Linked DNA regions of Homo sapiens: all the other regions are linked to region 3. A link is an interaction called in ENCODE POLR2A ChIA-PET data of the cell type or tissue named here. Cell type or tissue: MCF 10A. All regions are shown on one strand. Each heading gives the region's core, and the rest is flanking DNA. Links, peaks and the distances in the headings are about the cores only. Region 1 has its middle 12 kb from the start of LINC01093. Region 2 holds the start of LINC01093 (long intergenic non-protein coding RNA 1093). Region 3 overlaps ACSL1 (acyl-CoA synthetase long chain family member 1). Region 4 overlaps PRIMPOL (primase and DNA directed polymerase).

What was found. Peaks named below come from ENCODE experiments on the same cell type or tissue, not always from the same donor. Only the 100,000 strongest peaks of a DNase experiment are listed, where the experiment ranks them.
Region 1: POLR2A ChIA-PET joins it to region 3 with 19 read pairs; 2 of 35 experiments call an interaction of 5 or more read pairs at or near these places.
Region 2: POLR2A ChIA-PET joins it to region 3 with 32 read pairs; 2 of 35 experiments call an interaction of 5 or more read pairs at or near these places.
Region 4: POLR2A ChIA-PET joins it to region 3 with 15 read pairs; 3 of 35 experiments call an interaction of 5 or more read pairs at or near these places.

What each region holds. Positions count from the first base shown.
Region 1 is chr4:184,907,476-184,915,674 of GRCh38, reverse strand. It overlaps the pseudogene TRPC6P7. Among named protein-coding and RNA genes, the nearest start is that of LINC01093, 12 kb to the right of the region's middle. In MCF 10A, for the core only: no CTCF peak of the experiment used is centred there; a DNase peak (open chromatin) is centred at 4,164.
Region 2 is chr4:184,895,875-184,904,073 of GRCh38, reverse strand. LINC01093 (long intergenic non-protein coding RNA 1093) reads left to right here and starts at 4,613. Exons shown (of 2, transcript NR_039977.1): 1 at 4,613-4,767. RefSeq lists an enhancer at 6,666-6,955. In MCF 10A, for the core only: no CTCF peak of the experiment used is centred there; DNase peaks (open chromatin) are centred at 4,623 and 5,083.
Region 3 is chr4:184,809,287-184,817,485 of GRCh38, reverse strand. The region is part of intron 1 of ACSL1 (acyl-CoA synthetase long chain family member 1); the gene reads left to right. Among named protein-coding and RNA genes, the nearest start is that of ACSL1, 13 kb to the left of the region's middle. RefSeq lists enhancers at 1,347-1,426, 1,697-2,016, 2,197-2,256, 2,397-2,576. In MCF 10A, for the core only: no CTCF peak of the experiment used is centred there; DNase peaks (open chromatin) are centred at 2,275, 3,805, 4,755 and 5,455.
Region 4 is chr4:184,689,659-184,697,522 of GRCh38, reverse strand. It overlaps PRIMPOL (primase and DNA directed polymerase), which reads right to left. Exons shown (of 14, transcript NM_152683.4): 12 at 5,942-6,024; 13 at 5,811-5,857; 14 at 2,571-3,001. The coding sequence ends at 2,744. CENPU (centromere protein U) reads left to right here. Exons shown (of 13, transcript NM_024629.4): 13 at 2,122-3,438. The coding sequence ends at 2,235. Among named protein-coding and RNA genes, the nearest start is that of CENPU, 41 kb to the left of the region's middle. In MCF 10A, for the core only: no CTCF peak of the experiment used is centred there; no DNase peak of the experiment used is centred there.

The DNA.
Region 1 (8,199 bases), core at 1,622-6,621, 98 kb before region 3:
CAACTAACAACTTCTACTGAGGACCCCTGGACCAACCCGCTGGCCCTTTCACTGGCCTAGAGAGTTCCCCTCTGGAGGACACTACAACTGCAGAGTCCCTTCTTTGCCCCTATCCAGCAGGAAGTAGCTACAGCGGTCATTGCCCAATTCCCAACAGCAGTTGGGGTGTCCTGTTTAGAGGGGAGATTGAGAGGTGAAGCCAACTGGGCTTCTGGGTCGGGTGGGGACTTGGAGAACTTTTCTGTCTAGCTAAAGGATTGTAAATGCACCAATGAGCACTCTGTGTCTAGCTAAAGGTTTGTAAACGCACCAATCAGCACTCTGTAAAAATGCACAAATCAGCACTCTGTGTCTAGCTAAAGGTTTGTAAATGCACCAATCAGCACTCTGTAAAAATGCACCAATCAGCATGCTATAAAATGGACCAATCAGCACTCTGTAAAATGGACCAATCAGCAGGATGTGAGCGGGGCCAAATAAGGGAATAAAAGCCGGCCACCAGAGCCAGCATTGGCAACCTGATTGAGTCCCCTTCCACGCTGTGGAAGCTTTGCTCTTTTGCTCTTCACAATAAATCTTGGTGCTGCTCGCTCTTTGGGTGTGCACTACCTTTATGAGCTGTAACACCCACTGCGGAGGTCTGCAGCTTCACTCATGAAGTCAGCGAGACCACAAACCCACCAGGAGGAAAAAACAACTCCAGATGTGCCACCTTTAAGAGCTGTAACACTCACTGCGAAGGTCTGTGGCTTCACTCCTGAAGTCAGCGAGACCATGAATCCACAAGGAGGAAGAAACTCCAGACACATCTGAACATCTGAAGGAACAAACTTCGGACACACCATCTTTAAGAACTGTAACACTCACTGCCAGGATCCACAGCTTCATTCTCAAGTCAGCGAGACCAAGAACCCACAAGAAGGAACCAATTCCAGACACACTAGTACCTGAATGATGAAATAATCTGTACAATAAACTCCTGTGATATTTTAAAAATATCTCTTGTAAAATTAAAATGCAGCTTTCTCTTACTGCAAACTTTCTCTGTCACTGCCTTGCTAAGCAGAAAATGAAATGCTATCCGTTTCAGACAAATTTTGATTTTAAAAGACAATAGTTTACATTGTTGAGTGCTTTACAATTTGCAAAGGACATTTCAAGCATATTATCTCTTGTAATCTTCACAAAATCCTCTGGCGGGTGGGAGACACTAAATTAACATTTCAATCTCTGTGTCTAAATGCCAGGAGAGCCCTATGATAAGAACATCCATTGCCCAGGGCTGGCTTCCTGGGCAGGGGACAATTGGGGGCCCACCTGGGAGGGGAGCTTGGTGCCTACACTCACTGGATCCTACCTCCCACCTCCCTGGGCTGGGTTCTTGGCTGTGCTCTCCTGTTCTCTGGGTATGAGGAGCATGCTGGGGTCTTCACTTGCCCACCCTATGATGAATCTATCTGTGCCTAAGGGAGTTTGTCACAAAATACCCAGACAGGTGGAGACAGTGAACATTGGAGGAGGAGAAAGCTTTTTTCCTGCTTTTTGAACAAGGGGCCCTGAATTTTTATATTGCACTGGGCTGGACAAAATATGTAGTCAGCTCTGAACTTAATAAATGCCATCTCATTTAACCACTTCACAATTAAAGCTATTTTATAGGCATCAGAGCATATAAAGCTCTAAAAAGTTAAATCATTTGCCAAAGTACACACACCTGATCACTGCTGGAACTAAAACTTGAACTCAAGTCTAAGTTCAAATGAACTTTTCACCTCACCTTACCTGCCAGGAAAAATATATGTTAAGAACATTGTGTAATAAGTGAATTTAATTTTAAACTTTTTAAAAATTTAATCTTTCATTTTATATTCAAGGAAAGAGATGATCCTTCTAACTTAAGAAAGCATTTGTATTTCTTAAGTGGATTCAAGTAGGCTGGTTTTATTTATATTATTATGCAGTTTTTTTAAATTAAAAAATAATTTGTTTAATATCTTTTAACCCATGTCAAAGATTCACCTGACTCAAAATAAACTGACTTACCAGATTGTTTGTCCAGTTTGCTTGGCACATATTCTATGTCTCTGCTTGTGCTTTCTGTCCAATTCTCAAGGCAGCTTTGTGTACTTATTGCAGGATAACATCTGAGCCAGCTCCCGGGTTGCTATACATAATACATAAATCTCAGCTACTGCTAATTCTGGCCAGGCATGGTAGCTCATCCCTATAATCCCAGCAGTTTGGGAGACTGAGGCAAGAGGATTGCTTAAGTCCAGGAGTTCAAGACCAGGCTGGGCAATACTATGAGAACTCTACAAAAAATTGAAAAATGAGCTGGGTGTAGTGACTTGTGGAGGCCGAGGTGGGAGGATCTCTTGAGCCTGGGAAGCAGAGGTTGCAGTGAGCTAGATTGTGCCACTGCACTCCAACCTGGGTGACCTAGTGAGATCTTGCCTCAAAAAAAAAAAATCCTTATGAATTGGCCTCTGTACTTAAGATTTTTAGAGAGAAACATGCTGAATCTGATATTCAGAGGTTGGTAGGTGTTGGGAAAAAGCTGAGTGTTGGGAGGGAAACTGAGGCAGGGCTTGCATAATGTCCTCCAGAGTGTGTCTAGACTAACTGGCTCCTTGCTTCTAGCCCTCCTAGGCTTCCAGATTGATTGCATTCCCATTATCTCAAGTAGCAGAACATGTTCCTTATAAATGCTAAACCATCACAGCTGTAGCTCATGTGCCTGCCCTTTTGACCTCCACATTGTCACCACCTGTTTCTTTGTTGGATTACCAATAAATAGCATGGGCTCCCAGAGTCAGGGATTTCGCAGCCTCCACACACTAGCGATGGCCCCCTGGTGCCACCTTTCTCTCTCAAACTGTCTTTTTTCTCAATCCTTTGACTCCCCCGGACTTTGTCACCCCCACGACCTGGTGTTGGGTCTGATCACCCCAACATTTCTGGCGCCCAATGTGGGGCAACAAAGATCCTGGTGAAGGAATACCAGAGCATGTGAAAGCAAAGGACGCCTCATCAAAGGACACCTGAGGATGTCGAAAAGAAGCTTGGCTGGAAAGCTGAGCACTCACAAGAACCAGGGTAACAAAGGGACAAAGTGAAAGCAGACATTCTGCTTGTTTAAATTTCCTAAGGCATTATTACAAAGAGGGGGAATGAAAGTTAGTGCTCAGAATTTATCACTCACTCTTTAGCGCAGTAAGGCAGTTTTGCTCATGGTTCCCAGAACAAGGGACTATGGAGCTGGATGAATGGGAGAGAATTGGCAGAGATTTTTAAAAAGTGTATAAAGATGGAGCAAAAATTCTAGTCTCAGTTTGGTCAATGTGGGCACTAACAGAAGCAGCTCTTGAGCCATTTCAAACGGATGATGAGGCAGATTCAGATGAAGAAGAGGAGGACGAGTGTAAAAACAAACTTCAGATTCTGAATGTGAGGAACAGGAAATGGAGGAAATTAAAGAAAACAAAGGGAATCTGAAAAAAGTATTTTTTAGTAGCCCGTGGGCTCCACCTGCTGAATTAAGTGAATGGCCACCTCCTCTCTCTCCCCTTAATGGGCAAGTAAATGAATTAGCTGCAAAACTTACCTTTCCTATAGTTGCAACATTAAAACCTGGAGCAATTGGTAGTATGAAGACCCAGTGGAATCTGAGGCTTGTTTATTTAGAGAGCATCTCAATAAACCGAGGCATATCTGGCACAGCCAGGGCCCTTACAAACGGCAACAATTGTTTCCCGCTGCAGCGGGCATTGCTGCTGTGAACCTTTGCAGCACAGTTCCCCGTTTCCCTGCTTCCTGGGGAGCCACCAGAGAGGGTCCCCACAGGAGCTGGGGAACTCTTGTCCTCAGGAAGTCGGTCTACTACTTGAAAGAGCTAGAGGTGTCACTCTGCATACGGGAATGATTGGTTCTGATTATACCAGAGAAATTCAATTAGTTATTAGTTCCTCAACTCTGTGGTCTGCTTCCCTAGGAGAAAGAATTGCTCAGTTGTTGACATAAAGCTGGGAAGCAGCTTGGTGAAAAGAACAGGAGGCTTTGGTAGTACTAATCCAACAGGAGAGGCTGTATGTTGGGTTAATCAAGTGTCTGACAAAAGACCTACATGTACAGTAGACCTGCTGTTGCATGCTTACAGATTGACACACAGGCCTGGTTGGCAGTAGTCCCGGAAAAAATAAATCACAGGCTGCTTTGCGTAGGGCAAGTAAAGTCATCTTGAAGCTTCAGTTTCATGGTTAACCTGCCTCTGCTAGAGAAAAACAGATTTAACGAGCACACAGGCATGATATGGGCTGAATGTGTTCATTGTGCTGTTTGTGGTCTTTATGATGGGAATGTTCAACCTCTTCTCCTACATTGGTGCAAGACAAAATGAAGCCTTCACAACAGAGTTTTAAGACACTGTTCTGGGCTATATGTGGACTTTCTGAAGTGAAATCAGTGGTTACAATGATAACCACAAATTCATTGAAAACATTGGTTATGTTCTTTATGGAGTCTATAATGTTACAATGGTCATTGTTTTGCTAAATATCTTAATTGCCATGATCAACAATTCATTCCAGGAAATTGAGGATGACGCTGATGTGGAGTGGAAATCTGCAAGGGCCAAACTCTGGTTTTCCTGCTTTGGGGAGGGGAGAGCACTTCCTGTTCCTTTCAATCTGGTACCAGGTCCAGGGTCCCTGTTTTGTCTCTTGCTGAAGCTTAAAGGGTAGATTTCTGAGCTCTACTCAGGGTCATAAAAAAGGTTTCCAGGAAAGATGTAGAGCTAAGTAAGTAGAACTAAGCAAGTAGAGATAAGGGAGATAAATATAGAGATAGAGATAGAGATAAATAGGTAGAGATAAGTAGAGACAGAGTTAAGTAGAGAGATGGAGATAAATAGAGAGATAGATGAAGACTAGCAATATAAGGTCAGTGCCCTAAAGAGGTACTGATCAGTGCCCTAAAGAAGTACAAAAGCAAAGACTAGCAATATAAGGTCAGTGCCCTAGAGAGGTACAAAACTAGAGACTAGCAAAGACTAGCAGAGATTTACAGGAACAGACAAGAACATTCTGAATTATGGAAATTAGCTATGGCTCAAAATCCAATCAAAATCTGAGAGGGCAAATATAAAAGGAATAGAGGGGATGGAGGTAAGGATAAAAATGCTCTTTCTTTTCTCTCCTACAGGACCTTTTGGTCCTTTAACTAAACTTAATCAAAGGGTGGATGCACTGGTGTCTGCAGTCTCTGCTGATGCACAAGCATTCCATTCTTTAACTCATCTTAATGCCGCAGGCCTTAGAAAAAGATATGGTCACAAACAAAGAGCTGGGAAAAAGGAAAGATAATTATATGGCAAAGAGGATTTGCTTGTGTATCTCCAGGTGACAATCAGGTGCCTGTGTGGGTGCCCACCAAACATCTGAAGATCTATCATGAGCCATAGCATCTAGTGGACCCACCTGTACAATGCTAATTGAAGTTTTGAAAAGCCTTGATTTGCTTTCCCTGTGCCTTCTGTTAGAAGGGGCCTATTTCTCATTATCAGTGGTCTCCCAGCTACAGCCACGAAAGTTTTTGCTTCTGTTTCAGTAGATTTACTAACGTGGGGGTGAGGTTATGCTTGTGTTTTTGCAGGAGATGAATGAACTGTGTGGATGCCCTCAAGATGTGTATGACCATGGAATGGGAGACTGGAGGGACCCATAGATCCCAACCTTGGACCGGGTCCCCCCAGTACAAGCCATGAGCCAGTTGAATCTGAATGCAAAGAAGGAATGAGGACCGACCAGAATCACGATGTTTAATAGACCAATGCTTTGTGACTCAGCTCCCCTCTACCCTGAATACAAGAGACCCTAATAGTTGGGCAGGAATATCATCACCCCTATTCAGCATGAAGAAGTTACAGAAGACGGACCTTCATCCTTCTGCAACCCCTAGGATTAAGGGTCCTCTTGTGAAAGGGAAAGGGGAGATATGTGGGAAGTATTCAAACCAGAGCGACTCCAGTTTCAATAAGAGCTAAGAAAAATAAAGCTGGATCACCAACTGGCAATTAAGGGCTGCACAGCCTGCAATCGTCTTGCTCAATTAAAAGAGGCCACCTTTTATGCTAGTAATAAGGATAGTAATAACGATACCTTCTCGTTTTCAAAAAAGAGAAATGGGGCATGTTGGGAAAAGGCTGAGTGTTGGGAAAAAGACTGAGGCAGGGCTTGCATGACTGACATAATGTCCTCTGAAATGTGTCTAGACTTGCTGGCTCCTTGCTGCTAGCCCTCCTAGGCTCGTATTCCCATTATCTCAAGTAGCAGAACATGTTCCTTATACATGCTAAACCATCACAGCTGTAGATCATGCACCTGCCCTTTTGACTTCCACGTTCTCACCACCTGTTTCTTTGTTGGATTACCAATAAATAGTATGGACTCCCACAGCTCGGGGACTTCGCAGCCTCCATACACTAGTGATGGCCCCCTGGTCCCACCTTTCTCTCTCAAACTGTCTTTTTCTCAATCCTTTGACTCTGCCGGACTTTGTCACCCCCACGACCTGGTGTTGGGTCTGATCACCCCAACAGGTAGGCCTATGAGAATCACAACTATCCTGTTCTTTGGAAGGTTTAAATTGTAAAAACAACTTTTGGGGGTTTTGTCTTGTTTTTTTCCTTAGAAAACTTTGCTAATACTTTCCTTAAGATGAACAGTCCTATAGATTTAAATAAAACTTGTAGAATGCACCAAAGATTACAAAGGACTTTAAAAGCAACCGTGTGAAGTCAGTGTTATGATTGCCATTTCACTGATGTGTGTTCACATCAATTTTCATTGTACATTCAGATGGACACACATTTCATTGATGTGTCTTCACATCAACTTTCTTTCTTTTTTTTTTGTTTGTTTTTTCTTTGAAAAAGAATTTCACTCTCGTTGCCCAGGCTGGAGTGCAATGACACGGTCTCAGCACACTGCAACCTCTGCCTCCTAGGTTCAAGCGTTTCTCCTGCCTCAGCCCCCTGAGTAGCTGGGATTACAGGCACACGCCACCACACCCGGCTAATTTTTGTATTTTTAGTAGAGATGGGGTTTCACCATGTTGGCCAGGCTGGTCTCAACCTCCTAACTTCAGGTGATCCACCCATCTCGGCTTCCCAAAGTGCTGGGATTACAGGCATGAGCCACTGCGCCCGGCCTTCCACATCAATTTTTATTGTGTGTTCAGATGAACACATATGTCATTGTGTGTTTGGATGAACTGTTGTGGAGTAAGGCCAGGCAGGACTCTATTCTTACCCCAGTGCCCTTATTACAGCAATACATCTTTTTCTAGAGGTACCACAACAGGCCAAGGGCTCAGGCTAACATGCTGGCTAGATGGCCTTCTTAGAAAAGGGCATCCCTTGACACTGCCAGTTGTTTGTTTTCTGGGACTCCTATTTCATTTAGGGATAATACCCAGAACATTGGTTGGACCACTCTATCACCTTTAAGAGACAGGAAGGGATAAGGATCCTAGTTGGTGTGGTTGAAGACATAGTCAAATTAAACAGTTCTCTTGGAGAGGTGGATCTCCAAGACTTCAGAGGACATAATGTCCTCTGAAGGTGTGAGGTAGTCTGGGCTCTCTTGAAAAGCACAGGGATGACAAGTACTTTTAGGGTGGGGCAGGAAGTGTGGGTTTACCATCCCTGTACACTCTGCCCATTGGTCTGTCTTCTGGGGTATCACTTAGTTTGGGAGGTAGAAATTAGCCTCTTCAACCTGAGCACTGCTAAAATTCTATGGGCTAATGTAAAAAGTTGGATCACACAGCACAGACAGAAATTGTGTTTCCACAGGAAAGATTAGGAACGTTTCACAGAGGACTGCTGGTTGCCTTAGTAACACGACAGCCCTCTAGGACAGAGCTCCAAATAGACAGGAAGTGAGGACACCAGGGCCAATGTCGGCAGAACAGGCATTCTTACCTAAAACACAAGAGTCCCGAGGCCGTGTTCGGGAAGTCTGTGCAACCCTTAGCATGAGAACAAATCACAGATCTGGTGTGATTTGCTTGAGTGAAAGAACACGCAGTCCATGTTTCCCATTACCCAGCTCCATTTGGATAAATCCAGAAGAAAACACACAGAATCACATCCTTCTTGTCCAGTTAACTTGCTGCCTCCCTGAAGAGTATGATTTACAT
Region 2 (8,199 bases), core at 1,841-6,840, 86 kb before region 3:
CCCTCTGTCCAAATTTGCTTCTTTGCCTTCCCCCACAAGGAGTAGATCCCAAAAGCACCCCCCAGTAAAAATCTTGCAGACTAATTTCCATTCAGTCTGTTTCCCAGGTAACCTACTTGTACATCATATAACCTCCTAATGGTATTATAACATAGATGAATGTATTTGGAAGCCGGAGGAAAGTATGTTTCCATGGTCATCCAACTAGAAGATGATAAATCCAGGGTTTAAACCCATGCCCTGGCATCCCTACTCCAAACTACTATAATATTCTGCCTCCTTGACGTTTTATTCATTTCTCAGATTTTATACAAGTTTCCCAAGTGTACATTTAAAAATTGTTGCTTAAGTGTATGCATATTTTCCAAATATTATATATGTTTTCAAGCTAGTCTGCAAAGGTGAATGCAAGTATTGGGAATAGCCCCAATAAAGTGACTTTCAAAATAAGTCACCCCAAAGTTAGGAACCTAAGAAACAACCCAGCAGTCCTAAATCCAGCCACTTCCAAATTCTTTTTAAAATTTTTTTGTTTTGCCATTTTGTGTTTATAAGCTATAGCTCCTTCCAAATTCTGATGAAAATAGCGATGAAGACAAAAAGAGAATGCTGTCTGACAAGTTGCAGGTGAGAAAAACTGAGTGCAGCAAAGTCCCCAGCGGAGCCGCTGAGGGATTGTGCAGACAAGAGATGCTGTTCTTCACACTCCTGGATTGGTATCCACGGTCCTGCCTCTGCTGGGGCCGTGAGCAAGCGTGGGACGGTGAGCATTGCCAGGAGCATCTGCGGTGCTTTCTGCAACTTCTCTCCCACCTTGCCTCCTTGCGCTGAGGCTCTCTGGCACTTTCAGAGACCAGCAGCTGCTGAAATGTCCTGTTCTAAGAGGACCTGTTCACAAGTGGCTGTGTAGGCCGATGCCAGAGGTGGTGATAGTTGACAAAGTTCTAGACTCAGCCCTGCCACTACCACTCAGTGATTTTAGGGAACTGCAGGCCTTGCCATGCCTCCGTTTTCTCAACAGCCAAATGAGGATAACAATACCTGTTCTTCCTTCGTATGAAACAACTATGAAAGACAAATGTGACAATGGCAACGGCATCACTTGATGGTTACAAGTGTTGCCTATTTTCCAAAACCCATTATTACATCCTCTGGTAACAGAAGTGGAGAATTATGAATAGCGATTTATTCATTGTAAGTTAAAAAATGTCTCATACTCTTTTCTTTCTTCTAACAGATGATTCATACCTCACCTCTATCACTACCTATCTTCATGTTTCTCTTTCTGGTATGAGGTCTTGTGCATTAGCCTAATAGTTATCTAATTCCTGGGCCAAAGATCTAAGGTTGGAGGTCAGTGGAACAAATTCAGCTTGCCAACAAAATTGGTTTCAACTCACATGGTGTGGCTGTTATGTTTCAAAACTTGAACTAGCAGAAAACAAAAATTCAGATTTCCAGCTTCGTTCAAAATTTCAAAAATCTGGTTCCACTCCTATATGGCAAGAGTTAGCTGGTGTAGAATGGCAGCTACCCCCTTTAGGTAGGGCACATGAGCTTGAGTTTTCCGCAGTCACCATCATTCCCTATTGCAGCCCTCTCACTGATGCCAAGTGTTCATTGTAGTTTCTCATCTATACTTGCAAATCCATTCTGTTCTTTTAAATTGCCTGACCTCCCCCTGCCCCAGAGTCTTTTAAATCTGTCATCTCCTATTTTTAAAAGTGTCAGATTCATGTACTGGCCAGTGAACCCAAAAGCCTATGTTCTTAGGTGGCACTAAGAACGGGTGGTACCCCAGTGCTCTTTACTGTTTGAGTTGGCTCAGGAACTAGGATTTGTAGGCCCGAAGGACTAATCGGTCTTTAAGACTCAGCTCTGAGATCTCCTCAGATATCCTGGTTGTATAACACAATATACATGTTGGTTGTGTCTATGAGTTGACAGGGCTCTAAAGCATTCATCACACGAATGTCTTTGAGGCCAATGCTGTCCTAGGAGTTTCTCGAATCTTGCTTGGTTTCCTTGTCTGTATCACCACTGATCATAATGAATGCCCTCGTCTTACCCCTGGAAAATTGCATCAGTGGTTTTGGTCTTTTTGTCTCATCTCTTTCTTCTCCAGTCCACTACTTTACTGGAACCAAAGTTAATCTTCCTGGGTTCCAGTAAAATATAATCTGCTCTCTCCTTCATTTATAAACCCCAAATCATTCCTAAAGAATGAAGTCCAAGGTCCCTATGAAAGACCGTCCTCCATCTAACCCTAAACCACTGCTCTGTCCCATCTTCCTCATACCCTGGCTTCCTCCCAGTTCTCCACATGCACCATGGCCTGCCCAGCGGGGCAGCCTGCACCATCCAGCACCTTAGTTTAGAGTGTGCTACGGTAGCCCTCAGACCTCTGCATTTCAAAGGTCAGTACCTTTTTTAAAAAATGTGGGAAACGTGATGTTTTTATTAGGCTAAGTAAGAGAGAATGTAAATGATAACATAGATGGTATCATCTATATTCAGCTTGATTTCATAAGAGAAAGAAAAACAGCAACCCTCCAAAAGTAGAAAGTACATCATCCGAAACCTAAGTTCCTTTCAATTGGATAAATTTAGCTTTTTGAAAAGCTTCCTACCTGGTCTTTATTTTTCTCATGTCCTTTCAGACCAGTGAAAACGTAACCACTGGCATCTGTCCTGGGCTTGCTTTTGAGACACACGAACCTATCCATCTTTTTCATTCTAGAAAATTCTCACCCATCCTTCAAGATCAGTTCTTGAGTGAAGTATTTGCTGACTCCTGAGGCAGAGGTAGTCGCTATCCCTTTGTGTATCTCCTTGTTACGACAAAACATATATCGATTTTTGATGGTGATTTCTTGGTCACATGGAACATGGAATCACTAAAGCCCCTTCAAAATCCTCTTAAGCTGGCCGGGCAGAGGGGTTCACACCTGGAATCCCAGCACTTTGGGAGGCCGAGGCCATGGATCACTGGAGGTTAGGAGTTCAAGACCAGCCTGACCAACATGGTGAAACCCCCGTCTCTACTAAAAATACAAAAATTAGTTGGGCATGATGGCAGTTGCCTGTAATCCCAGCTACTTGGGAGGCTGAGGCAGGAGAATCGCTTGACCCCAGGAGGTGGAGGTTGCAGAAAGCTGAGATTGCACCACTGCACTCCAGCCTGGGTGACAGAGCCAGACTCTGTCTCAAAAAAAAAAAAAAAAAAAAAATCCTCGGGCGGTGGGCAGTGGCTCGTGCCTGTAATCCCAGCACTTTGGAAGGCCGAGGAGGGCAGATCACCTGAGGTCAGGAGTTCGAGACCAGCCTGACCAACATGGTGAAACCCCATCTCTACTAAAAATACAAAAATTAGCCAGGCATGGTGGCACGTGCCTGTAATCCCAGCCACTCAGGAGGCTGAGGCAGGAAAATGGCTTGAACCTGGGAGGCAGAGGTTGCAGTGAGCCGAGATTGCACCACTGCACTCCAGCCTGGGCGACAGAGTGAAACCCCATCTCAAAAAATAAAAAAATCCTCTTAAATAGCCTCTCTTCTCCCACATTTCCATTCCCTATGGCAGCTGCTCTTCCCTCTATTTCTCTTTAAAAAACATCTTTGGGCCAGGCACAGTGGCTCATGCCTGTAATTCCAGCACTTTGGGAGGCTGAAGTAGGTGAATCACTTGACCCCAGTAGGAGGAGTTTGTAGTGAGCCGAGATTGCACCACTACACTCTAGCCTGGGCAACAGAGCAAGATCCGTCTCAAAACAAAAACAAAAACAAAAAAAGCAAAACGTCTTCAGCCCTTCTGGGCACACTTCTACGTCCCCGCTACCCAAAACTGCACTGGTGCACTGGAAGAGAGTTCAGTGAAAGCTACATCTGTCCTCAGCCCAAACGATAAGCCACGGTGCCTGAGCCATGCCCTCATCCAGCATGACAGTGAGCTTTCTAGCCGAAGTCTGTGGTCCCAAGTCAACGATGAGGGACTCATAGCAGAAAGATCTGAGGCCTTGCACATACGCACGTTTTAAAAACAATGAAACAATGAATAAAAGTTCTGTAGTGACGGCCAGTAGTGACAGTCCATGAGGGGACATCCTGGTACTTTCCCCTGTTTCATACTTTTCCTGTTACTATAACCATAGTCTCTACCTTCTCTAGAAAGATGACTAAAACATGTTTAGGACACCTGGGCAGCTGTACTGAGATACCAGCATGTGGCAATCCAGCCATTATGGGAGCTGCACTACTAAAGCACAGGTGCGTCCTGCCCATTCTTAAGCCCAATTAGGAGGCAGGGGTCTTTGATGGTGGAACAGAGTGGACCCTGCTGTGCATGATGTACCCAGGCTGTGTCAACTGCATTTGTGGCTTGTCCCATGACCCTTTGGCCCATGCTGCTGTGAGGGTGGCTGTTGGTCAGGGTTGAGAGGCCAGAGAGGAGTGGGCAGGCAGCTTCAGGCCCCACGTTGGTGTTGGCCTGGGCACCTGTTGGATCAACACAATAACTGTACCCTGGAGTTCCTGGAAGCTGCCTTCTGCTCAGCCAGGCCTGCTTGTGGGCGGAGCCCATGCCAGCTACATGTGTCAAGGAAGCCACAGCTTGGCTAGTGAGCAATGCAATTCTGGGAATGTTCAGGCTCTCTCTGTTCTTTCCTCTCTTGCAAACCATGGGCACCCTTGGGTCCCTTGGGGTCACTATGTTACACCTGCTTTTTATCTGTCTGGGCAAGAGCTGCTCAAGCCACACCTTGTGACACTGAGGTAAGAGCAGAACGTTGCAGAGTGTGCAGGCTGGAGTGTGTGCTAAGGCTCTGTGTGCTGATTACTCCTTGTGTGTCTCATTGCTTACAGGATTTTTTTTTTTGAGACAGGGTCTCACTGTGTCACCCAGGCTGGAGTGCAGTGGTGTGAACATAGCTCACTGCAGCCTCGGACTCCTGACCTCAAGCAATCCTCCCGCCTTAGCCTTCCAGGTGCTTGAGATGAGAAACAGACTTTTTTTCCTTTGAGAATTCATTATTTCTCCCCTTGGGCTGTTTGTTCAAACCCACACAGGAGCAGGAACATTGCTTTCGATTGCCAAAGAAATGACATAATGATGCCAATGATTAAAATGTCAAGAACACAGTGTCTTGGGCTGAGATGGTAAAGGCAGCATTCAGGCAGTGATGATCTGGGGTGATAGGAGTGGCTGTGGGGAGACGGAGGCCTCCCTTCTTGTAGGATGGGACTCGGTCTTTCCTCTGCCTCATTGCTATTATTGTCTTGTTTTATTTTTGCTTTTGTTTGTTTGGGTAGGTGAAAAGGCAGGTCGGGTGAAGAAGAGCAGGATGTTTCATTTTTATCAAGCATCACCTGATTCAAAATGTAGCCACTGAAAAGAAGCCATCGTTTTTGGCCTGCGTCTCTGAGGATAAGATAGTGCGTGGGTGATGGATGCAGCCCAGGTGGGAGCTGTCTGCAAATAACCCAGCTGCTTCCTGTGGCCCTGGTCATCCTGCTGCCCTCAGCTTCTCCCACGGAGGCCACCTGCCCCCCTAACACTGAGCTGCTCACCTAGTCCAGCCACCAGCGACGGCCCCTGGCCTTTGACGTGTCTGTTCTCTCCTCTCTCACTCCACCACCACTAGCTTCCAGGGATCTCCAGCCTGTATAGAAACTTCTCACTACGCTCTGCTCTCGCCCTTTTAGCAGTCTCCTTATGCTGCTGACTCCACCTCCCAGGCAAATCATTCTAATTTAATTCTTTACAAGTATTCTCCCTCCTGGAGTGCTGGGCTCCACCACGGGGGCAATCAAGGCACATCACCCACAGCTTTCCAGACACCCACAGCCTTCCTGTCCTGCTGTGAGCGTGGCTCCTTCAGCCTTCTTCCTTCTTCGCCTGTGGGGAGTCAGACATTCGCCAACCTCGTGCTCAATCCCTGCCTCTGTCCAGGCCTGCTAAGCCCATAAGACATATCTGCATGTGTCAGAATATGTGCAAGCTTTCGACAGGATCCCCGTTTCTCCCCATGGAGCTTTTGGCAAATGAAGGGTGTGGTTCAGCAGCTGGTCTGATGTCCCTTAAGCTCCCCCACACCAGCACACCAGGACTGTCTCTGTCTCCACATTCCAGCATATCTGGGTCTCAGCTTTGACACAATCAGACACTGTTGCTGAAGTTTTTATGTTTATATGACAGAAGAAACTGTCACCCCTCCCCTGCCCCCCGCCCCCACCCACCTGTTATAAGAAAGAGCTCCAAGGTCTTGAGACCACACGCAGGGGATGGGAAAGCTGACATTAAAGGGGAATGAGGTCTTTCTGTGATTCCAGCAGCCTCAGGAGGACAACGTCAGAAACCAAAAGCTCCTCTGCCCAGGGATGGGGACCCGCCGACTTCAAGGGCAGAACAGGTGCCTGGCTAGTGGGGGAGTTCCCCAATGTGGATTTAAACTGTAGTGTCTTCAGAGAACATAACCAACATTTGTCTTTAGGAGATGTGTTTGTTTGAGTAGATCAGCTATGAAAATACCCAGCCGGCCTGCAGCCCTCCCGGCAGATGCTGAAAAGGAAACCCGACTGGGAGATGCCGCCCACCCTTATCCCCAGAGAGCTGCGTTGTTTCCTCTTGCCTTGGCCTTTGGATCCGGCCATAGCAAGCATCCCTGGGCACCTGGCTGAAGCTGGAAACTCGGGATAAGAATGGAAGCCCTGGAAGGGAAGAAGAACCGAGGAGTGAGCTTGCCCTGTGAGGAGGGGTGGAGCTCTTCAGAGGTTGGGGGTGAACTTACGAGACACCTGAGGAAATGGAGGCTGTGCTGGAATAGGGGAGCCTGGATGAAAATCAGAGAATGAGAAGGCTGGGTTCAGAAGGGTGGGAAAGTCCCCGGGCGTCCCCCTCGAGGGGGATGAGGTCATCCAAGGCCACGAGGAGGACCAAGCCTTTAGGCAGAACCTTAGTATTTACCCTCCTGTGTTGTAATTCTGCCTCATTGTGGCTTTCTAAAATTGCGGAAAGATGTACATAAGAGTTACCATTTTAGCCATTTTCAAGTATACAATTCAGTGGCAGTAAGCACATTCACGATGTTGTGCAACCATTACCCCACTGATTTCCAGAACATTTCATCATTCCAAACACAAACTCCGTACCCATTAAGCAATATTCCCCTTTCCCCCAACCCCTGCAGCCCCTGGCGACCTCTGCTCTACTTTTTCTCTTTGAATTTGACTACTCTAGGTATCTCAGATACTCAGGTAAAGGGAATCATATAATGTTTTTCCTTTTGTATTTGGCTTATTTCACTTAGCATGTTTTCAAGGTTCATTCACGGTGTAGAATATATCCAAATGGCATTCCTTTTAAAGGCTGAATAGTATTCCATTTTATGTAGATGCTACCTGACAGTCAATGAATGGGCTCGCTGCCATATGTGCATAGAAACCCATACTGTGGCTTTTTTTTTTTTTTTTTTTTGGAGTCAGTGTCTTGCTCTGTCGCTCAGGCTGGAGTGCAGTGGCATGATCTCGGCTCATTGCAACCTCCACCTCACAGGGTTTAAGCGATTCTCATGCCTCAGCCTCTCAAGTAGCTGGGACTACAGAGGCACACCATCATGCCTGGGTAATTTTTATATTTTTAGTAGAGACGGGGTTTCGCCATGTTGGCCAGGCTGGTCTCACACTCTGACCTCAGGTGATCCACCCACCTCAGCCTCCCAAAGTGCTGGGATTACAGGCCTGAGCCACCACACCTGGCCTGATTTACAGTATTTGAAATCAAATCCGTCCTCAGCGTTTCTCCAAGGGGATCAGAGCAGGGCACTCAGCAACATGCTTCCTTTAGGTGTGTTGCAGAAGCTTAGCTACTGACATGACGCTCTCTCCTGTTGCATTTAAAACTGGAAACAACTGAAATGGTCAGCAACATGAGACGGCTGGGGAAATCATGGTCCATTTCTATCAGCCTTCACCAATAATGTCCTTCAAGATTTTTCAGTGAGATGGTCAAAGATCTCATGATATAAAATTGAATACAAAAAAAGCAGATGACAAAAGACATATACAATGTTATACATTTGTAATACATCTTAATACATCTCTTTCCTACACACACACACACACACACACACACACACACACACACACATATATATATATATATATACATGCAGGAAATGATAGTGCATTGTGGTGAGATATATGTAT
Region 3 (8,199 bases), core at 1,493-6,492:
TATGCCCCATAGTGGCTGCCTAGACCATCCATTAGATTGTAGAATAGAATAGAAACATTAGAACTTCTATGGATAGTTATTTTTTGGCCATCTTTTAAATTCATATTTGTGTGTTTTCTAATGGTCAGAAAATACTTGTATATGGTTTATAGATAAAAGCATTTAATGTGAGGGGTGCATTTATTTATTGGGGTACATCATCAGAAGTCTAGAGAACCAGAAAGTTAACTCCTTCTCTAGCACCAGTATCATGAGAGACCTCTGAATGCCATTTTTTAAAAAGGAAAGAATTTGTCAATTAAAGGGGAATAGAAACTGCTCTCTGGCTAGGTTGTGATTCATGTCAAATAGGCCTGTGACTTAAGGAGAGTCAGGTTAACTCCAGAGTATGTTTTGTCTCTGGTCCCAAAACTTAGCAGTGTGGAAGCCTCATTGGGATCAGGGTTTTATTTTTTTCTCTTTTGTTTACTATCATATCCCCTGAGGCTGGAGCTGACTTGCATATCCTCAATATTTGCAAATTGAATATATGGGCGTTTTTCTTGCATGATAATTAAGTATTATGCTGAGTTGGATGCTTCAAGTCAATATTCAGGTTGCCTCCTTTTGTTTAAACCTTTGGGCAGTTGGCAAGATGCAGCCTACATGCCAGTCAGTTTTACTGTCCTGCACATGATACCCCCACGCGGTAGAACCATAGAGCCGTGGAGGCCTCAGAAATGTCACCTGAGAGACAGGGTGTTGGGATGTAACTTAAAGTAATTTTTTAAGAAGTGGGTATAATGAAACAGCAAAACGTTGATCATTACTGAAGCTGAAGTTGGAGTCACGGGTACATAAAATATAGTTTTATTATACTTCTGTGTCTACTTTTGAATAGATTTGAATTTTCATAATAAATTTTAAGTGAAACATAAAGGGAATATAGAGACCCCAAACTAGTATCACCCATTCCGAGCAGGTAATGGCCGAACTGCATAGTCTCTTTTTCTTTCTGTCTTTTAAACACTGGTCATTATTCTATAATCTTCTGCAACTTGTTAGGTTTGTTTTGATTTTGGCTTCCCCAGAGCCAGTCACCTCTTTTTATAGTTACCTGAGCTCTTTGTGTAATTTTAGCTCATGTCTCGTGGTTGTCACCAGTACCTCTCTTCTCCTTCCCAATACGATGAGCTAAATCCTGGTTAACCTTTTCCCTATTTCACTTGTTGCTTCCTCCAACACCACTGAGGTCTTCCACATGACAGGCACAATTCAGAGGCCAGAACAGGGTCCCATGTTTTTTGCAGGCTGCGTCCAGTCCTGGGGAACCTCATAGCCTGTGATTATCTTCTAGATTCCATTCATGTCTGCTTTTTTTTTTTTCTTTTGGATGGCGTCTCTGTTGTCCAGGCTGGAGCGCAGTGGTGCCATCTTGGCTCACTGCCGCTGCGCCCCCCACAGGTTCAATCGACTCTCCTGCCTCAGCCTCCGAGTAGCCGGGACTACAGGTGTGTGCCATCACGCCTGGCTAATTTTTGTATTTTTAGTAGAGATGGAGTTTCGCCATGTTGGCCAGGCTGGGCTTGAACTCCTGGCCTCAGATGATCCACCCACCTCTGCCTCCCAAAGTGCTGGGTTTACAGGCATGAACCTGTAAACCTGGCCTCATCTCTGCTTTTTAAAGTAACAGCAGGTACCTGTTGAAATCTGTAAAAACTCAACTCAGAAGTGGATTTCTCCAAACTCGTGAGAGGCTGATCTTCTTCTCCCTGGGCAGAGAGGTCTTTGTGTCCTGTCTTCTCACCCGTGTCCTGCTAAGCCATTTCTGTGGTTATCAGTCTCTGAAACCTTGGTCTATTTTAAGAGGTGTGAGTAACTCTACCCAACCTTTGCCCTTTTTAACCTTCTTATCCAGGTCACTGATATGTGATAGCTGTGACCTCTGCGAGCTGTGGGGTGCTGTGGACTCCTTGAAGACAAGGACTGGGTCTTACTCTTCCCAGTTTCCCCCCCCAGGCCTGGGTCCTGGAGGGGACAGGAGGGCTCTGTGAACTAAACACCCACTGGGTGAGGGCGAGCCTCCTTTAGCCAGCTGTTTCTTACTCAGCCAAGACATTGACAAGAATGCTGTCATGGGAGAGAGAGAGGCAGAGGCTCCTGACGGTTGCCTTACAATGCGGCTGCGAGTCCCCAGCCCACCTGCCGCTCCTTCAGGGCCTCCTCCCTGCCTCTTTGCTCACAGCACTGTCTGGCTGTTGCTGGTGTTTCTCCACCCACTCCTGTCTCTGCCTGTTCAGACTTGGCCTGGTTCCACCCTCAGCTCTCTGGACAGCCCTCCCTCGGATGCCTGGTGCATGCGTACTGTTTTCTCCCTCCCCTAGATTCCTGGAGCACCAGGGCCCTACCTGCCGTGGTTATCAGATCTGTCTTCTGTAGCTCTGTTAACTCTTGCAGGTGTGTTTGTCTTCATTGATATCCTAAACTTGCTGAAGGCAAAGAAAACCTTGTAAGTATTTTATCCTCAGGCTTTCTGATTGTCAGGAACTAAGGAGAGTTGGTTATCCCCCTGGAATGTTCAGAGTGTTGCTTCTTTTTTTGTGGTGTGACTCCTTTTTCAAAGAGGCACGAAAGTGGAAGTGGCTCACATAGCAGGTCAGTGGCTGAGCCGGGTCCAGCGTGGGCAGACGGGGCAAAGCATAGCTACATATTTTCCAGGAGGGGTTTATATCCTATCTGTCATTCTGTTCTGAGGACAGGTCACTACCTAAATCCTTCGTGGAGCAGGTGGGAAATACATAAATACAGGAGGACATTAACTGACCTGACTCACTTATAGCTTCTTTATCTGGAGAAACTTTTAAAAATACAGCTAATAGTTAGGATGGCAAGTTTTATATTAATTTTTCCATAGTAAAAAATTGGGAAAAATACAGCAACATACAAAGAACAACAACATAGTAGTAAAAACACCCATAGACTCGCCACATAGAATTGAAGGTTTTAACATTGACTCTTTTCTTCATATATCACTGTTCCCTGGGGGTTTTGGGTATTAGGTGGAAACTTGATTGTTTAGTCCTGGACGCCAGGATTGTGTGGCCATCTTTTCCCTTCTCTTACATAGTCTTGGAGAAGCTACCATGATGTTCATGATGGAAAGAGGCGTAGCTCTCCTCTGTTCCCACTCTCCTTTTTTTTTTTTTTTTTTTTTTTGAGGCGGAGTCTCGCTCTGTCGCCCAGGCTGGAGAGCAGTGGCACGATCTTGGCTCACTGCAAGCTCCGCCTCCCGGGTTCATGCCATTCTCCTGCCTCAGCCTCCCGAGTAGCTGGGACTACAGGAGCCCACCACCATGCATGGCTAATTTTTTTGTATTTTTAGTAGAGACGGGGTTTCACCGTGTGAGCCAGGATGGTCTTGATCTCCTGACCTCGTGATCCACCCGCCTCGGCCTCTCTAAGTGCTGGGATTACAGGCGTGAGCCACTGTGCCCAGCCTTACATGTTCATATTCTGTTTATTTCCATAGTCACCACGGGAAGATGGGAAGATCCTGACTTTGGGCAGAGCACCTGAGAGGACCCCAGGATCTAGGTACCTTCTCTGCGTGCAGTTTCTCAAACAAGTGGAGCTTCCTCTCCATCCATGGCCCTCGGAGGAGGAAAGTGCCTGCATAGCTTGGGGCCAGCTCTGGCTACTGTGAAAGGACATTTGATCCTCTCTGCTGTTCAGTTGTGCTCTCTTCTCCTGGTGTGGTCTCTTGCTTCAGGGCTTACTTTGTGGTTAGCTGAGTCCAGTAAGGTGAAGAGTCTTCTGGATTATTTCAGTGGCAAAAAGCCTTTTATTTCCTTCTTTAGCTTTCGTAATAACAGGCCGTGCTTGTCTTGCCTAATACCCTTAGAACATGCTGTCATGTTCTTCAACTTGCGGTCATAGAGACACAATTCCGACTCTTCCTGTGCTGAACATCAGCTGAAATAACATGCCGTATTGATCCAGTTCATGAGTGAGAAGTTTAGTCTACACAAGCCTTTTCTGTCTTGCTCTTTGCAGAAGGATTGCGTCAGCCTAAAAAGCGGATCTTTTTGTCTCCATCCGCTGCCACAAAGCTGTTGACGGAGGCTATCTGCCCAAGTTGGCTGCCTTCTCTAGCTCTTATCAGTAAACTTATCTGCCTCATTGTGACATATCTACAACAGTTGCTTAGCCTTATTCAATCAGTATTGGAAGACAAGTGGAATCATCTTTCTTCTCATAGGAAATTTTTTGAATGGAAACTTGCCCTCTTAAATATGTACCGCCAAAATTTAGCCCTGCTGTCCCACGCAAAGGCTGTACATGACCTGGATATCGTCATGGGGCATGTCCTAACTATAATCATCATTTTCTCAAGTGGATGTACATGACAGATCTTTGCAGCTGTGTGTGAAGAGAGAAGGGAGGAGAGCTATATGTTTTGTTTTGTTTTGTTTTGTTTGCTCTGGAGAATGTTGGGCATATCCTGTTGTCAGCATTCCGTACATCTCAGGTGGCCGCCCACTAGCTCTGTGTTTCTGGGAGCATTCTCCTCACTAGAGCCCTCGCGTGGGACTCTGGATCTTGTGCTTGAGTCTTGTCTGTTTCCCTGGTTTGGAAGATTCTCTTTTCTGTCATAGAAAACTCACAGAAGTTGGAGTCCAGCCCTGGTATGGGGCTCTGGGCTCAAGCCTTTCTGATATTTGCTGTTTTACTTAAGAAAAGTACTTATTTGATCTCTTCCCTTCCCCCGGGGCAGCCTTGATTTGTTTTAAATGAATCATCAGTCGTCTGTCCAAATCTCACTGTATCTCAGCGTCTTCTAAAGACAGTAGCCCTTAGAGTTGATGGCAGTCTTGGGCTGACATTCTACATAAGTGAAACAATTTGAGAAATATAAAACATGATCAAAATAAGAGCAAGAGAATATTTTTATGTCCCCTTTACATCAGTGGCTCGCACCCTTTTCTTTTTCCCCCAGTCAGCCAGGAGATGTTCTCTACTCCTTTCTGGTGTGCGGTGTAGGAGTCTGGTGGCGGGTAGAAGGAGACTACTGAAGTTGGAAAATGCTTAATACCCCCTTTCTTTTTGGAGAATCACTGTTCTATGAATATATCCTCAAGGGACTTGCTGCAGAGACACAGTCAGAATCACAGAGGGTCTGACACGGTCAGAATCACAGAGGGTCATTCATGACTCAGTAGATGTTTGTTAAGCACCTGTCCTTGGCTCGGGACTGTGTTAAGAACCAAGGGCATATAAAGACAGATGGGAGGAGACCCTGGCCGGGGAGAGGAAGAAGCATCTACATAGGTACTAAGTACCATTCGCTGTAAGTGTAAGACAGGAGGTGCTAAGTACCACACAGGGGTTACAAATAAAGAAGTCCTGGAGTTCAGAGGAAGGACTGATTGCTTCTCATAGAGGGGATTGTGTAGGATTTCTGGGTAGTTGTGGAACCGCCGCCTCCTCCCACATGAAGGAGGGCCCTGAGGACCCTGGAAGGTTGGGCCGGTTGCTCACAAATCACCCTCCTGTCTCCTCCTCCCAGTGTCTCTTCAGTGTTTTGCCATTCATTCTCAGGCTCAAAATTACTTCTCTTTTGTCCATTTGTATCCACTTAAGCAATTTTTAAAAATAATTAAACTTTTTTTATTGTGGTAAAATATATATAACATAAAATTTGTCATGCTAATCATTTTTAAGTATACAGTTACACAGTGGTTTGAAGTACATTCATAGGGTTGTATAACCATTACCACCATCTAGTTCCAGAATGTTTCGTCATCCCGAATTGAAACTCTGTGCCCGTTCAGCAATAACGCTCATTCCTCCTCCCCCTGCCCAGCCCCCAGTAACCTCTCTGCTGCTTTCTGTCTCTGTGAATTTGCTGATTCTAGGTACCTCCTAGAAGTGAGATCATGTAGTATTTGTCCTTTGCTTCATCCATGTCATGGCATGTATCCAAATTTCCTTCTTTTTAAAGGTTGGATAATGTTCCATTGTATAGACTACATTTTGATCCGTTCATCTGTTGTTGGAAATCTGGGTTTGAATCCTGGGCTCTTAAAGCATTGTGCAGCTGGGCGCGGTGGCTCACACCTGTAATCCCAGCACTTTGGGAGGCCAAGGCGGGCAGATCACAAAGTCGGGAGATCGAGACCATCCTGGCCAACACGGTGAAACCCCGTCTCTACTAAAAATACAAAAAAAAAATTAGCCAGGCGTGGTGGCGGGTGCCTGAAGTTCCAGCTACTCCGGAGGCTGAGGTGGGAGAATGGCGTGAACCCAGAAGGCGGAGCTTGCAGTGAGCCGAGATCACACCACTGCACTCCAGCCTGGGCGACAAAGTGAGACTCTGTCTCAAAAAACAAAACAAAAAAAAAGCATTGTGCATCGTGGCTTGTCATTGTCAGTGTCACCTATGCCCTCTGTTTAGACTTGAACACCCACGCACGACTGGGCTGATGTGCTCAGCTCTTGAGGTCTGTGGGCTTTGGCTTCAGACCCAGGCACTCATCCTGTTCTCATGTGGAACTAGGGCAGGACATTTGACTCCTGTACAGTTTCCTGATCTTTGAGCTGAAGGCAGTAACAACCCCGTGCAGTAAGGACTGTGACGAGGACGCATTTAGCCCTGTGCGCAGTCCCGTAGCACAGCACCTGACACACGGCAAGTGCTTAAGCACAGTGGCTCCTAACAAACTCATAACTAAGCCCATTTCCCCAAACATCTTCCTTCCCCTTTCCTATCCTATCCTATCCTATCCGCTTGAGCCCTATCGTTTGTTCCAGATTAATGTGCGAAAGTGCGAGCCCTGAGGTCAGGAGGCACTTCTAGTAGCCTTGTCTCTGTCCCTGGGGCATGAAGGATAGCTCATTTTCCCAGATGATTCTCATTTGTCAAGGACCAGCTCAGCTGTGCCTTCTCCATGCAACCCTCCCTAAGAGCAAATGCTCCCTGTCAGAATTCATTTTGCACTTACTGCTACTCTGTTATCCACTATTTTGTGTATACATTTATGTTATGTCTTTTAATTCCAAGCCCAATATAAGATTCCTGTCCCAATATAAGATGAAAGTGTCCCAAAATTCTCCTTCAGCCTTCCTAGTTAAGTCTTACCAAGGCTGTCATAGTATGAGGTGCTCTCAGCCCCTGTATTTGGAACAGCCTCGGGGAGAGAGGGCACCTTGTCCTGAAACCGTCTCTACCAGTCCTAGTCATGGGTCCTTGTACAGGTCAACTAGCTGAATTAGACTTTTTCTACAGCAAATGTAATGCTAGCTGGGTAATTATTTCTTAGGGTTTCAGCTTACAAAGGCAAATGTTGGTTGTTACTGTAAAAAGTGCATTTAAAAATCAGTTTAAAAAGCTATAAATAGAGTATGAGGTTTAGTTAGATAAATGTGGACCCATAGGACAAAATTTCTCCTGTTCTAATATCATTCAAATGTGTTCTTGTGACTTGGGAGAATTTTTTCACTAGTAGCACATACATGACTTCAAAAACTGCTTCAATTTCAACAACTTCAGTGGAAGAGGAAAATGTGAATGTATGCCACAGAAAACCATTCGATGCCTCAAAAAGTGGCTGTAGAGATGCCCCAAACCCTGTTTGAAGATGCATATTCAAAGAACTCAAATAACATATTAATGAAATGTGGTTTATTTGTTTATTTTATTTTTATTTTTTTTGAGACAGAGTCTCGCTCTGTCGCCCAGGCTGGAGTGCAGTGGCGCGATCTCAGCTTACTGCAAGCTCCGCTTCCCAGGTTCACACCATTCTCCTGCCTCAGCCTCCCAAGTAGCTGGGACTACAGGCGCCTGCCACCACGCCTGGCTAATTTTTTTTTTGTATTTTTAGTAGAGATGGAGTTTCACCGTGTTAGCCAGGATGGTCTTGATCTCCTGACCTCGTGATCTGCCCGCCTCGGCCTCCCAAAGTGCTGGGATTACAGGTGTGAGCCACCGCGCCCGGCCTAATGAAATGTGAATTTAAAACAGTATTTCTAAAGTAATTTAGTTCTTCATGTGATTTAACTGGAGATGTAGTTTAATGAATACAGAAACTGCTATAAGATATTTGACCCTGCATCCTAAAAATTTATCTGTTCAAATTCGACATATTGTGTTTGAGATCTCTTTATTTTGGGGGGCATATATGATATTTGTGACCAATGTGAATGGTTGAGGTATGGTCCTCA
Region 4 (7,864 bases), core at 1-5,000, 120 kb after region 3:
ATAGTATCACTATAAGCCAGTGAAACTTCATTATATCAGCACTTTTCTTAGCTACTTAATGAAGGCTGGAGGAGTAATGTCTAGAATTGCTGATTGTGTAAGGTATTTTCACTCGGACAGCTGAATTTCATCAAGGGAAGTTTTTATTCTGTGTATAAATCTCAATTGAAAAATCACACTCTGCTGTATTACAGTTTTCATTCATGTAAGACCACTCAGCCATGTTCGAAAGACCAGCCTCTTCTGTTTGGTCTAGCCCATGTTCACGGCATCTTTTGCATATGAAAAACAAGCTATTTTCCCGTATAAGTGGTAGGTAGGATTTTAGAAGTTAAGAAACAGGCCGGGTGTGATAGCTCTCACCTGTAATCATAGCACTTCGGGAGGCTGAGGCAAGTAGATCCCTTGAGCCCAGGAGTTCAAGACCAGCCTTGGGCGATATGGTGAAACCCCATCTCTACTAAAAATACAAAAACTAGCCAGGTGTGGTGGTGTATGCCTGTAGTCCCAGCTACTCAGGAGGCTGAGGTGGCAAGATCGCTTGAGCCCTGGAGGTCCAGGCTGCACTGAGCTGTGATCGCACTACTGCACTCCAGCCTGGGTGACAGAGCAAGACTTTGCCTCAAAAAAAAAAAAAAAGTTAAGGAACATTAAAAAGGAATATAATGGGAAAACAAGTTTATTGTTTTAATACATTTTGTAGTTGCTTCTGGATTTTTACTGCAGACTTTGCTACTGTTATGCCATCTGCCTCAGATTAATAGAAATGTTTAAGTTCTAGGAAAGAAATTTGTATTTGTATGCCCTAATATAATTTTATATAATATATATATATGTAATGTATACATATTTTATGATCAGATTTGTATTCACTTCTAAATTCAATGTTAAGGTTTTGACACTGATCTAAATTAATTTTCCTGAGCCTAAGGTTTGTGTATATATTAGAGATCCAGAAATAGAATGCTTTTAAAGGTATTTTTTTAATTACCTAAGTAGTCCAAAGCTTATGATTTGGAGTTTGTTACTAAATTTGGGCAAGTTATCTGTAGCATTGATTCAGCTTGAACATAATACTTTGGTTAAAAGCGAGGTTTAGTGTCTCTGCCTTGTTTGGAACACACCACCTGATGAGCGTCCTGTTCTTAGAGTGAGCTCAATGCCTTCTTGCACTCCTCTTGTATTAACTGTCCCTTTTGCCTTATTAAGTGTAGATATTTGGGCATATGTCTTACTCTAAACATTTAGTGACAAATGTGACTTCTTCCCCTTTATTCCTCCCTAGAGCAGGTGCCCATGGGAGCTTGAACACATTAGTTTGTCAAATATTTGTATAAAATTCCATTATCATGTGTGTGGTAGTCACAGCATGACACCTTTTCTGCTGTCATCTTGAAAACATGCTATTAAACAGCAAACTATCAAAGTATGACAAAATTCTGTAAGAGGAATTTAATCATGCACCCTTAGATACAATTTGCAACTGGAAGTTTGACTTTGTTAATTATTTCAAAATCATGAGTTGGATATTGTATTTTATGTTGGGTTTGTATTCTAATTTTAACATGAATCATTAAGAACATTTGGATTGGCAGCCTTTGAGACATTTAATTGATTCTCCCAATAAATAATTTCTTGAGATGATAGATTTGGGTTTTCTTTTTTCCTTAAGAACTTTTATGGATCTGGTGTTCTCATTCCATTAGTTATTTCAGTTAAAGTAAAACCTGTCTTACAGTTTTCTGTGTTTTAAAATAGACATGATATCAAGCAGATTCTACACAGCACGAGCAGACCTGCCCAAACCAAGCCTTGACATGTCCCAGATGTGATTTCCTGTCTCCAGTAATAGAGATGATACAATTCTTTGAATCAGCTGGTCTTCTGGGATAAGAAGATCAGTTCAAGCTTTGCAGAGCAGCTCCCTAGCAACTTTGTGATCAATTATATTCTAAGGGAAATGGATTAAAACCAATTGTCTTAATGGTCCTAGTTAAAAATGAGAGGAGGAGTAGTTAATGGAAAGCTCAATCAAAATTTGCATTAGTCATAAGATTGGGCTATCTAAGGACAAGGTTATGAGTTTTTGATATTGCTAATTATATAATTTTCTTTCAACAGTATGATTCATCCAGCCTTCCAGCTCTGTTATTTAAAGCAAGAACACTTCTGGGAGCCGAAAGCCATCTGCGAAATATCAACCATCAGTTAGAGAAGCTCCTTGACCAGGGATGAGAAGAGCAGTCTACTAAAATGTGCCTATAGGAAGACTAGTCTCATGCTGTTACCTTCTGAAACTGTACCTTTATAAATCAATTGTTTTGCAAAGAAGTTATGGCCTACTTAGAATCTAAAATTTGTTATTCAAATTAAATGGCTGTGAACAATGTTAAATAGCATCAGTTTGTCCAATAGTTTTAAAGGCCATAATCATCTTTTCTGGTTAATATCTTGAGTAATTTTAAAATGTTGACACCTTAATCGGTCCCAGGTATGAGCTATAATAAACTTGTAAAATTAAGTTGATGTGAACATAATTTTGATTAATTAATAAGGCGATTTCTCCTGAATTTACACCAAAGCTAATTTTTAATGAAATTGGTTTACAGAAGTAAAAAACAAAAATTGGAAAGCAAAGTAATAAAACTTAGTTTATATAAACAGGTTGAATGATATATTTATCAAATCTCACAGACATCAGGCAAATTATAGCCTGGTGACAAAAGTGTTCATAGTGAATTAGTTACTCTTGTAATACTTCTATAATTAGTTCATCAGGAATTTCATCCACTTCACTGTTATAACTGAGAAGACTGTTCTCTGCAGCTTCAGCTAATTCAGCATCTTCAGTAGCTTCTAAAAAATAAGCATCATCAATGCCATTATCCCAGACAGCATCAGCAGATGCACCTGTTGACAGCCTGCTAGGTGATGGTTTATGAGGATTCTGGGTTTCATTGCTCCTAGTTTCATCTGCTTCATCTGTTGTAAACTCTTCTTCCTTTATTTCAGTGGTGAAGGGATAGAGAGTGGGATAGGAAAATATTTACTCAGGATATGTGATTTAACCTTATACTCTATGTTGAAGTAAGGTATTAAGTGACAGATACTAAAGTGAATATGCAGGAGGAATGCTGTCTCCGATATCTCACCGTGGGAATGAGTGCACTGATTCAAACGTTGCTGCACTGAAGCTCAGACACACTTGAAACTCCAAATTTGAAATTACCTACAGTTCTGTGCACATACTTTTCAATACTCCCCGACGGAAGAGCAAGGGTGGATTTAATTTTTTAACAAGTGGACAGTCCAGCTGAAGACAAATCAGAAGATAAATTTGCTATCTTGACAATGGACTTAGTACCCATGCTTTAAATTTTAAAGTATTTAGCAAATCGTAAACATGGATTGAAAAAAGATTAAAAACAGTTGCCAAAATATGACTGGATTGTATATTACATAATAGTATTGTATCAATTATTTTACCATAGAATGTCTTCAGTATAGACATTTAGTTGATCCGCCCAATACATTATTTATGTAAAGAATGTCCTTATTCAGTGCAGTGGCACGTGCCTGTAATCCCAGCTACTGGGGAGGCTGAGACGGGAGGACTGCTTGAGGCCAGGAGTTTGAGACCAGCCCGGGCAACATGATACCCCCCTGTCATTAAAAAAGCTACAGAATGTCTTATTCTTTCCGCTACGTGCTTAAATATTAGATGAAGGGTTTTGATGTCTGCAGTTTAAGAGAGTCATCAAAAATAATGCGTATGTATACAGTAGAGGGAGAAAACCAATGTGGCCAAGTGTTAACAAATGGCAGATCTCAATAGAGGACAGACAGCAGAGTTCCTTATTCTTGTACATTTCTGTAGGTTAGGCCTTTATAGTAAATTTAAAATCAAGTGACCAATGAAATATCAGTGCAATAGAAAAGCAGGTATAAATAACACCAACTGGTAATTTAAAATATTTGTTTTAAAAAACAAGATGAAGCAGGAGAGGCAAAATGTTAACTGAAAACTAAGTGACAGCTACATGGGTGTTCATTATATATCTTACTTTAAAAAGTTATGTCCAAGTAGTGGTAATACTGACCAATGGTACTTTCAACTTGGCATTTTTGAGGTGTTACTAGATAAGCGGAAAAAGTAGCTTAAAAATCCACTGCAACCACGAATATCTAAATCACAATCCAGACTAACAAGGGCGATGCAATCCTCCTCCTCTTGGAGACAGTTTATTTTTTAAAATTTACTTTGTTCTTGGTTATTTCAAAACACATTTTAACCTGGTATTTTGCCAGAGAATCTGGCTATCAGTTATTTTATGTCCAGTTCTTGCAGACCAAGAATGGAATTTCCACCATTTCAAACATATGGAGTTTTTTCGAGAGACGTGTTAAGACTGAGTTTTCTAGAATATAAACCCCATCACCTGTTCTGCTTGTAGCAGGTAACTTCTTTTATTCTATTAACACTATAGAGGAGAAAGCTGACAGATGTGACAAAAAACAAAACACAAACTACAATTTAAAAGTGAAATACGTCAAAAACAGTACTTAATTACTGCAAAAAAGTTACAGAAAAATGGACAGAGGACAGGTACAGGCACTTCATTATAGAAATACTAATAGTGAATCCGAAAAAAGTTCATTACAGAGATGCAAATTAAAACAACTGAGGTACTGCATTTTGCCTACCAGATTGGTAGTGATTCGAGGTAAACAAGCACTGCTGGCAAAGTGTGAGGTAATAGGTGCTCTCATAAATTATCTGTGGAGGTCTAATATCCTATACTTTTTATGGAGAGCAATTTGATAATAGGTACTAAAAATATTTGTGATACTTTAGAAAAAAAACTGAAATAGTATGTGTGCTATCACTTCAAAAAAAAAGAAAATGAGCATACATAAATTCTCGAAGGTACGTGCCAAAACGTGTATCATTTATTTCTGGTCAAATGAGTAAGGAAGATTCTTTCCTCTTTGCTTCTTGTGTATTTCCTAATTTTATGTATTTTCTTTCTTTTTTTTTTTTTTTTTTTTTTGAGGCAGAGTCGCTCTGTCTCCCAGGCTGGAGTGTAATGGCGTGATATCAGCTCACTGCAACCTCCACCTCCCAGGTTCAAGGGATTCTCCTGCCTCAGCCTCCTGAGTAGCTGGGATTATAGGCATAGGCCACCACACCTGGCTAATTTTTGTGTTTTTAGTAGAGATGGGGTTTCTCCATGTTGGCCAGGCCGGTCTCAAACTCATGACCTCAAGTGATCTGCCTGCCTCAGCCTCTCAAAGTGCTGGGATTACAGGCCTGAGCCACTGTGCCTGACCTAATTTTATGTATTTTCAATTCATTCTACAATGCACGTTAATTATTTGGGTAAATAAAAAATCTTTAAGAGAAAAATGTTGGTTTGACAACCTGGTAATACCTACCAAAATTAAAACTGAATATGCCCTTTGACACAATTCTACTTCTAGAAATTCATCCTACAGATACAGATGTTCAAAGAAATACAAAGATGGGTATTTTGTTACTTTGAAAAGCAAAATATGGGAAACTTCTTAAATGTCTGGGACTGATTAAACTGTACACCTCAAGCAGCAGTAAAAAAAAAAAAAAAAGGTTTGTATTATCAGATATGTGCTGAAATGGGAAAATCACTACAATATATTCCTATAATACAGTCATAAGTGAAAACAAGGTAGCAAATGGGTTTCAATGCTATTTGGACACTACTCATGGCTCAGGTATACTATTGTACCAAGAACTCCCTGGTAAGGAGAAAGACACTAAAATCTGTACTTACCTCTTTGAAAAGAAACAGGAGACATACTTCAGCAGGTAATGGGAAACCTGAATCAGAAAGATAGCAAAACTATTACATATTACAGTTATCTAATTTTTACTTTGTGGTAAATGTAAAAATTAGTAACTTACAGTCAGATTTGAAGTTTTCTGCTTTACATACAGGGTCATGACATTTTTGATACCAAACTTCATTTTTCAGATCAACCAGAATCCTTTATGTTTAAAAAAAAAAAAAAAGTATTAATACCAAGACTGGGTAGAAAACAAAATCCAGCTGCATGCTGTTCCAAGAAATATGCCTAAGACTTAAAGATGGAGAAAAATTAAAAAGTAAAAGGATAAGGATAGATACATACCAATCAAAACGGTGGTTGCCAAAAATCACACAAAATGAACTGCAGGGCAAAAAGTAGATACTGATGAAAGTTCCCCCAGGAAGATGTAACAATTCTCAACCTGTACTCACCAAATAATACAGCTGCAAAATATGTGAGCAAAAATGGACAGGACCACAATGATAAACAAATCTACCATAAATCAAGGTTTTTAAAAAACATACTCTCAGTAATTTATAGATCAAAGGATAACCACAAAAAAGGTCCAATAAGGATACAGAAAAAATGAATGACAAAAAGCAATTAAGAAGTTTGATCTAATAGGTAAATATGAAGCAGTTCTTTATAAAACCAATTCCATGCTAGCTATAAAGTGAATTTTATCAAATTTAAAATCATCACTTCATACAGAACACATCTGAGCATAAAGCAAATTTTAGAAATAAAACTAATAGAAATCCATAATTTGGAAATTAAGAACAACTTGAAACAACCAATGGTTCAAGGAAAAATAGTGGAAATTAGAAAACGCTTAGACCTGAGTGGACTGGAAGTGTACATATTAAAATATGTGAAATGCAGCTAAAGTCACCTTTAGAGGGTAATTTATAGTCTTAAAATCTTGTGTTATGAAAGAAGAATAGCTAAAGATACATGGATTAAGTGACTAACGTGGAAAACAACGAACTGAATAAAGAGACCAGCCTGGCCAACATAGTGAAACCCCGTCTATACTGAAAATACAAAAATTAGCTGGGCGTGGTGGGGGGCACCTGTAATCCCAGCTACTTGGGAGGCTGAGGCAGGAGAATCACTTGAACCTGGGAGGCGGAGGTTGCAGTGAGCCAAGCTGGTGCCACTGCTCTCCAGCCCGGGTGACAGTGTGAGACTCTGTCTCTAAATAAATAAATAAGTAAATAAATAAATAAAAGGCAGGCAGTCATAAAGAGACAAAAGTAAAAAGAATCAACGAGGCCTACATTTGAAGAAAATGAAATTAGGGTAAAATTGATTTAAAAATAAGGCAAAGACACAAATGTTATTAGAAATTAAATGCATCATATGTTTTTAAGAAAACAATATTGTGAACAACTTTTGCCAGTAACTTTGAAAGTTTTTGTAAAATAAAGTACTACATAAAAATAAACTAAGCAAACTTAAAAAGCAACAGAAAACCTAAACAATCCTATAATCACTAAAATTCTTAAAGATTTGATTAAATAGTTGAAAATGTTCCCACATTTTACAGAAAAGGAAATAAGATGGTTAACACTCCCCATGGCAGTAGGTGAGGTGTGGGATGGGGAGGTGGTAAGGGACCTGCACCCAGGAGCAAAAAAAGGCAGGTGACTTAGTCTAATCTTCCCTTAAACATTCTAGTAACAGGCCTCCCAATTAATGAGCTAATAATGCTGTGGCTCCCAAACTGTACAGGAAGGTGCCCCGGGCACTGCAGGATATTGAAATACTGCTAGAAAACACAGTGATACTTGACATTTCTTGAGCAATCTGAAAACTCCTTGCCTGCAGTTCACATGTGACTTCATTCCTTTCATTCATGCTCCATCTTTGTAGAGCTGGGCTTTGGGGTGTGGTTGTAATAGAAAGCACCATTAACATCAGGCCGGGCATGGTGGCTCGCGCCTGTAATCCCAGCACTTTGGGAGGCCGAGGTGGGTGGATCACAAGGTCAGGAGTTCGAGACCAGCCTGGCCAA